Regions from separate parts of the Mus musculus genome. Here region 2 is linked to region 1. Evidence: chromatin contacts called from ENCODE Hi-C or POLR2A ChIA-PET data. All regions are on one chromosome and are shown on one strand. The core of a region is the stretch at or near the end of the contact, and the rest is flanking DNA. Distances in the headings are between cores, read along the strand shown. Region 1 holds the start of Abcb8 (ATP-binding cassette, sub-family B (MDR/TAP), member 8). Region 2 holds the start of Nub1 (negative regulator of ubiquitin-like proteins 1).

Evidence for each region. A loop is a pair of places that touch in the nucleus more often than their neighbours do. ChIA-PET counts read pairs that join two places held with the same protein, here RNA polymerase II (POLR2A).
Region 2: a map of regulatory T cell shows a loop between it and region 1 (2.2-fold over the local background). The contact joins the promoter of Nub1 here to the promoter of Abcb8 in region 1. A Hi-C loop is called at or near these places in 1 of 37 maps with a recorded cell type or tissue (regulatory T cell). POLR2A ChIA-PET finds 5 or more read pairs at or near these places in 2 of 5 experiments (Patski and embryonic stem cell).

The regions. Positions count from the first base shown.
Region 1 is chr5:24,392,568-24,396,289 of GRCm38, forward strand. Abcb8 (ATP-binding cassette, sub-family B (MDR/TAP), member 8) reads left to right here and starts at 1,589. Exons shown (of 16, transcript NM_029020.3): 1 at 1,589-2,016. The coding sequence starts at 1,922.
Region 2 is chr5:24,684,241-24,687,962 of GRCm38, forward strand. It overlaps Nub1 (negative regulator of ubiquitin-like proteins 1), which reads left to right and starts at 1,575. Exons shown (of 15, transcript NM_016736.3): 1 at 1,575-1,782.

The DNA of each region.
Region 1 (3,722 bases), core at 339-2,838:
AGGAGAAAACAAGGAGTAAAAGGAAGGAGTGCTAGCCATCCTAGATTGGAGCTTAAGGAAAAAAGGCTGGTTCCTTGAGAGTTCCACTGTATCTTCCTTATCCTCTTGAACCCTGATGTACTCTCCTCCAGTCCTGACCTGGTGTCGGGGCCTCCTGAGACACGTCAGCGCAGGAAGGCAGGGGCCTTGAGAGGATAATTTGGGTGTGTGGGGATGGACTGGCTCAGTTGAGTTCTTTGTTGTTGCCTCACCCGGGAGGAGGAGGCCCAGGTGGCTGGTCTGATGGCTTGCCCAACGCCATTCCCAAGGCCATGAGTCACCAACTGCCCTACTGAAGCCCATGCCTGAGATATTGACTTATGGAGCAGGTGTCAGGGCCTCCAGCGATCAAGCCAGTATCTCAGAGGCGGAGAGGAAAACTGTGCTTCCTAGAGCATTTCCTGGAGGAGCGTGGAGGACATCCATGGAACATCCCACAGGTTTATCCCAGACTGCCTGATTTTCTTATATAACAAGAGTTCATGACTCCCATACTTTTGTGTCTAGGTAAGGTGCAAAGCTATGCTTTGTGGCAAAATGGAATCCCAAGGAAGTGGGCGTGGGGGGGTACCCCGGTGGCAGGAAATTCCCATGATCTTTCTGAGACCTCTAGAGAGAGAGAGGTTAAGTGTGGCTTTAGCTGGTACCTCCCTCTGACATTACTCACATATAGTATATACTTGCTTAAGACTACCTCTACACACATCCTTATCTCCTCAGCCCCAAACTCAAGCAAATTCTGGCTCATTGCTCTGTCTAGTTTCACTCTGCTCATTCCAGAGCATGACTTTGCGACCCTCAGCTCAAGAAAAATTGAGTCCCGGAAGCACCACCAATAAATGACAATGATACTAGTAACATAACAATGTTCAAATGTCCAGATGGATTACCAGAGAGTAAATGTGAGCTAGAAACAGCACCCCCTGGTGGACAGTGGACAATAGCGTGCCTTTCTCGCGTGGAGGGGAACGGGTATGAGTCAGAGCCACTCCCACCAAGAAACCACAGCCCAGTGGAGGAGTTAAAACAAAAATAATAATTACACAGAAGGCATAGTGACTCAAGCCTCTAATCCCAACACTGGGAAGGAAGGATGGTGAGTTCAAGACAAGCCTGGGCTATAAAGAGAGTCTCAGGCTAGTCAGAGCTATGTAGCAGGTCTTGGGGGTACTTTGGGAGACAATTATAGCAAGAATAAGCTTAGCCCAACTGCTGCAAGAGCTATTCACTTTTGAGCTGGAACCTTAGGCCAGTGATTCAGACCCAAATGAAGAAGGAACCTAAAGGTTAGCTCTTAGGTTGCACTTTGATTAACTTCATGACCTACATACTAATAATTCACGATAACTGTGAGTAGCAGGATCACATAGGGAGATTAGAGACTCAAGTGGTGGCACGTTACGTGCATGTATGTTTTTGTTTGGTTTGGGTTGAGGGGTGTGTGTGTGTGTGTGTGTGTGTGTGTGTCTGTGTGTAGTTTTTTTTTTTAACTCTCAGGTCTGTTTTCACATATTCCTTCTCACGAAACCACCACTTCCTGTGATGCCAGGGAGCATAGAGATTGTCTGGAACAACTCTAGAGAAAGGGCTCAAGGTCAGAAGCGCCAGGACGTCCTCTAATGTGAGAATGAACGTCGCACAACCTCTGACCCGCACCTGACTTCAGGCCACTGAGCAAATAGCTAGAGCTGCTTCTGCTCGGTCCCGCCTACAGCCAACATTTTATCCAATCACAGCTTGCAGCAAGACTGATGTGTCTTTTCTCCAATCATCGCTGAGAATGGGAAGGGGTTGTCGGGATGGGGCCATAGCGAACATGGAACCCTCGGTAGGATAAGTGTGAGATTGCCGTTGCTGGCTGCCCCTATCTTATTGCCTCAACATGTTGGTGCACTTATTTCGGTTCGGAATCCGGGGTGGCCCAGTTCCAGGATGGTCGCTACAATCCCTGCGCTTCCAGACGTTCTCTGCCGCCAGGTAAAAACACAAGAGCAACTTGGAGTGTGGGCCATTGACCACCGTCCGACATCGCGCGGGGCCCGCCGGGATATGTAGTTCCGGGCTCGCGCGGGGCTTGCTGGGAGATGTAGGCTGTCTCGGAGGGTGTGGAATGTCACTGTCCAGGGAATTGGCCTCAATTATTCATGATGCTGTGTGGTGCCAGCAGGAGGCTCCGCAGGTCTGTATCCACTTGCGGTCAGGACTCAGCCACACCCAGTCACCACTGCCCACTAAGGGGCGCCACTCACAGCTCGCATTCGCTCTCTGGTAATCCACCTGGAGATCTGTAATTGGTGTCCATAGACATTTACTATTGATAGTGCTTCAGGATTAGCTGAAATAGTTCTAAATAATCAAAAGCGATACCTGAGCTGGCGAGATGATTTAGCAGTTAAAGGCACTTGCTACCAAGCCTGAAGACGTGGATTCTACTTGAAAACTCATGGTAGGAGGTATGCAGTTTCGGCAAATTATAATTATCCTCTTACTTCCACTATCCCAAACCCACTAAATAGATAAACACATACGTGCATTTAAAAAAAAATTTTAAAGTAGGTCCTAGCTAGAATCTACTGTGAATTCAAGGCCAGGCTGGTCTATAGAGAGCTCCAGGTCAGCCCAACTATACAGTGAAATCTCAACAGCATCCACGTTAAGCCCGAGAGTTGCTAGGAATTTGAAGCCAGCACGGACTACATAGTGAGTTCTGAGTGAACAAAACAAATAGGAATTTGATTCTTAGAGCTAGATGTATCGTCAGGAACCGAGCCTAGTACCCTTTACTCAAGAAGGTGAGTCTAAATCCAGTATACAGCCGAATGTATTCTATACATTCTAAGTTCAAGGCCCACCTGGAAAACTTTGTAAGATCCTGTGTCAAATATAAAGAGTAAAAGGGTCATTCATATGACTCAGTGGGTAAAGAAGTGCCACCAACGTGATCCCCTGAGTTTGTAATCCCTGGGACCCACGTGTGGAAGGAGAGAACCAGTTCTTGTAAACTGTCCTTTGATCTCAACTCACTGTGGAGTGCTCAGGCATGGGTGTGTTTCTCGCACCCCCCCCCACACACACACACAAATAAATAAATAAAATTACTATATTTTAAAAATAAAGAGTAGAAGGAGAGCTGGAGACATGGCTCAGTGGTAGGCTTTTTGTTTGTTTGTGTTTGTTTGTTTGACAAACATGAACCATAGATTCAATTCCTAGTACCCTGGGTGGGAAAAAAAACTGATCCATTCTTGGTAAAATTAAAAAAGCAAAAACAAAAACAGAAAAACGTACCCCACATTGATCCAGAGAGAATAATGAGTTGAAAGCATAGAAGAGACCAAAGTCTAATTTTTCTCTTTTTCTCCTAGTAATTTATTTTTTATGTACAGTGGTGTTTTGCCTGCACGTATGTCTGTGTGAGGATGTCAGATACCCTGGAACTGGAGTTACAGACAGTTGTGAACTGCCATGTGGATGCTGGGAATTGAACCCTGGTGCTCTGGAAGAGCAGGCAGTGCTCTTAACCACTGAGCCATCTCTCCAGCTCATTGTTTTTAGTTTTGTTTTTGTTTTTGTTTATTTTTTTAAGATTTATTTATTTAATATATGTGAGTACATTGTAGCTGTCTTCAGACACACCAGAAGAGGGCATCAGGTCTTATTACAGATAGTCGTGAGCCACCACG
Region 2 (3,722 bases), core at 325-2,824, 290 kb after region 1:
TTTTATTTATTTTTTATTTTTTTAAATTTATTTATTTATTTATTTTTGTTTTTCGAGACAGGGTTTCTCTGTTCCTGGAACCCACTTTGTAGATCAGGCTGGCCTCGAACTCAGAAATCGGCCTGCCTCTGCCTCTAGAGTGCTGGGATTAAAGGCGTGCGCCACCACGCCTGGCAGTTTTTTGTTTCTTTGTTTCTTTGTTTTTTGAGACAGGGTTTCTCTATATAGTCGTGATTGTGCTGGAACTAATCAATTTCCTTAGAGTGGAAACAGTTATCTACAGATACAGTTTTCTTGGGTTTACAGTCACTTTCTTTTGTTTGGTTCTGAAAGCTTTGTCAGTTTGGAGGGCATAACAAACAACTTGCAAATCTGATCCTTATCATAATAACAATTTGTTTAGTTCCTGATTCACAGTGAGGCCAGGCATTTTTGGACTGACTAAGCAGGCCTGCTCTGGGTTCTCCAGTACGTGTGTGGGAAGCGGGTGTTGAATGATGGATCTAGCTTCACTGGCAGGCTGGCAATTGGCAAACTCCTCGCTGGGGTTCCTGGTTGCTTAGGCTCCTGCAGGCTTGCTCAGGCCTCCTCTCACAGTCTGCAGCAAGATGGGGCTCAACACCAGAGCATTGTTTCTTTTCTCATAGTATTTAAAAAAAAAAAGGCCTTTTTTTTTTTTTTTTTTTTTGGTTTTTGGTTTTTGGTCTTTTTGAGACAGGGTTTCTCTGTTTAGCCCTGGCTTTCCGGAACTCACTCTGTAGACCAGGCTGGCCTCGAGCTCAGAAATCCCCCGCCTCTGCCTTCCAAGTGCTGGAATTAAAGGCGTGCGCCACCACTGCCCGGCGTCTTCATTTTTTTATGCCCGTTTGGATTGTTCCCTTACATAGACATAAGGGCACATGCATTTTTCACAGCGCTGAGCAAAGCAGATGTCTCTATCTACTGTACTCATGGTGGGAGTAGCCGCTGGAGGGAGGCATGGGTAGCGTACCTAACTTCACCATGAGCGGGGATCCTGGTGGGATTGTGGAGGGTAGTGTGAGAATCCTTTAGTCTAGGGGATCCCCTAGGCCTAGTAGAGGGAAGACGAGAAAAGGTTCAGGAAAACAGGTCTTGCTCTGTCAAGGCTTTTGGGGAATAAATAAAGGCAGACTCATTTTCCTCTGACTCTGAAAAACTCGGTCTGGGAGTGGTCCGAAGACCTCGTGATTGAAGACTAGCATTGCCTCACTTCCATTCCTCACCACGCCTCTTCCCCCTGCACAGCAGACCCCCTCCCACCGCTTTTGACCAGTTTTAGCCTTGCCTTTCCACCTAACAGCTCCACCTACAGTCGGCCCTTGCCTCCATCTTCCTCCTCGCCCGGTCCCACATCCGCTCCACCGCAAACTACCAGCCCCGCCCACAGATCGCCTGACCCTCAGCGCGGCCCTCGCCCCAACCACTTTGTCTCTCTTCCCCCTTACACGTCAGCCCCGCCCTAGCTACACTCTCCCTATTTCCATCTACTCTGTTGTCCCGCCCCATATCAGCCCCGCCCATTAAATACTAGCCCCGCCCACAGCCGCGTTTTCAGGGCTTCCTTCCGTTCGATGCTTCAGATCGCCCTTCAAGCCCCTTGGCCCCACCCTTCCATGCAGCTCCGGTCCTCGACCGGCCTTCCGGACAGCGCGAGGGGGCGGAGCCGGGGGCGGGGCCGGCCTCACCCGGAATGAAAACAAACGGCGGCCTTTGCCGCATCCGGGCACTCGGCAGGTCGCAGCTGGCTCGGCAGTGGCGCAGGTGAGACGGCTGCGGCAGCGACCGGGCCTTGGGCCTGGGCCTGGTAGCGCGGCCGGGGCGGCCGTGGGCTCGGTGGGCAGGAGCGGCCAGGCGGACGCGGCGAGGCGGGCTGGGGCGGAAGCGGGAGGGGGTCGCGGCGGGGCGGAGGGGAAGGGATGGACACCAGCCAGCAGCTTGAGTTTGGATGAGCTGACTGCCGGGGCTGACAGCGGAACGCGGGGTGTGAGAACGCAAGCTTTCTGGACCCACACTTGTCCTCGCCTCCTTCCCTTGCTTTTAAATAGGAGGCCCTAATGGCATGTCATTTCCCCGAGAGGGAACGTGTTGAATGTGCGTAAGGTTGTATGCAATCTCGATTGATCTACAAGTGAAAGTGGTATTTTCAACATTGATGCCTAAGGTTTCACTTTCGGTTCAGAGCGCTGATCTTGATGATTTACGTGTTTTCTGCGTTGGAACGCCCAGCAACACACATGAAACAGTTCTCCAATTAAAATTGAAAACTGGGCTGTTAGATTTTCTTCCTTTTGACCTAACACATGTCATTCTGGTACCTGTAACTGGATTTTCATAGGTTTGAATACAGTGGTTTAATTTAATTAATTAATTTTTTTGAGATGGTGACTCACTATGTAGCTCTGGTTGTCCTGGAATTCGCTAAAGGCGAGCAAAACTATAATCAAGCCGGTGGTTTAATTTTGTTCAACATTAAATCTTTATGTTAATCTGGGCATGGCATACCTTTAGCCCCAGCATTTAGGAGGCAGAGATGATCAGGTGATCTCTGTGAGTTCAAGTCCAGCCTGGTCTACATAGTAAGTTCCAGGACAGAGCTGAGTAGTGAGACTCTGTCATGGTTTTAAAAAAAACAAAACAAAAACAAAAAAACTTAGTCGGGCGTGGTGGCGCACGCCTTTAATCCCAGCACTTGGAAGGCAGAGGCGGGGGATTTCCGAGTTCGAGGCCAGCCTGGTCTACAAAGTGAGTTCCAGGACAGCCAGGGCTATACAGAGAAACCCTGTCTCAAAAAACCTAAATAAATAAATAAATAAATATTACGTGATGCAGACCTAGCAACAGTGTGGAGCACAGATGAAGGGTTGTGATAGCCTTGGCTTCTTTTATCAGACAGTGGACTGGGTACAGTCTGAAAGGCTGTTTTCAACCTTCTGAATAGCTGGGTACTAGTAAATTATCCCTGCCACCTCCTTAGGAGATGGCAGTAATCTTTTTCTCAGTTTCTAAACTGGGCGTGCTGGCACACGCCTTTAATCCCAGCACTCCGGAGGCAGAGGCAGATGGATTTCCGAGTTCAAGGCCAGCCTGGTCTACAGAATGAGTTCCAGGACAGCCAGGGCTACACAGAGAAACCCTGTCTCGAAAAATTAAAAAAAAAATTTTTTTTCTATAGATTTGAGTCCTGTGTCTGGAGGTTTAATAGACTTGTATTTGTAAGGCTCCTAAGTGCCTTGTGGTGAGCTTGTGAGTAAAAACACACAGCATGTTCATTCTCTCTCTCTCTCCCTCCCTCTGTCTCTCTCTTTCCCTCTCGCCCTGTCTGACATGCATACACACAATGTTTACTCCATGGGCTATCCTGATGACCTGTTTCTCGATCTCAGATCTGAGCACCCTTTTGAAAGCATGGTTATGGAATAATGCTTAAGTCACCACAGTTGGCTTGAAGATCAGGTGGATTCTGTTTAGAAGGCTGAAACTTAAGTTATTAATTCACATATTTTCCATTCTCTGGAATTCATGTTCACCAATGAGGAGTGAGCAGCTTCCTATTTGGTTTGATTTGGCAAGCCTTGAAACACTTGACTACCAGCTGCCCCAGGCTCTCAGTGGCCTCCCCCACCCTGTGGAAGCTATGTCACACCTCCTGTGTAAGAAAGGGGAAGTGCTGAGGACAAGAAGCACAGGATTGTGAGACAAGC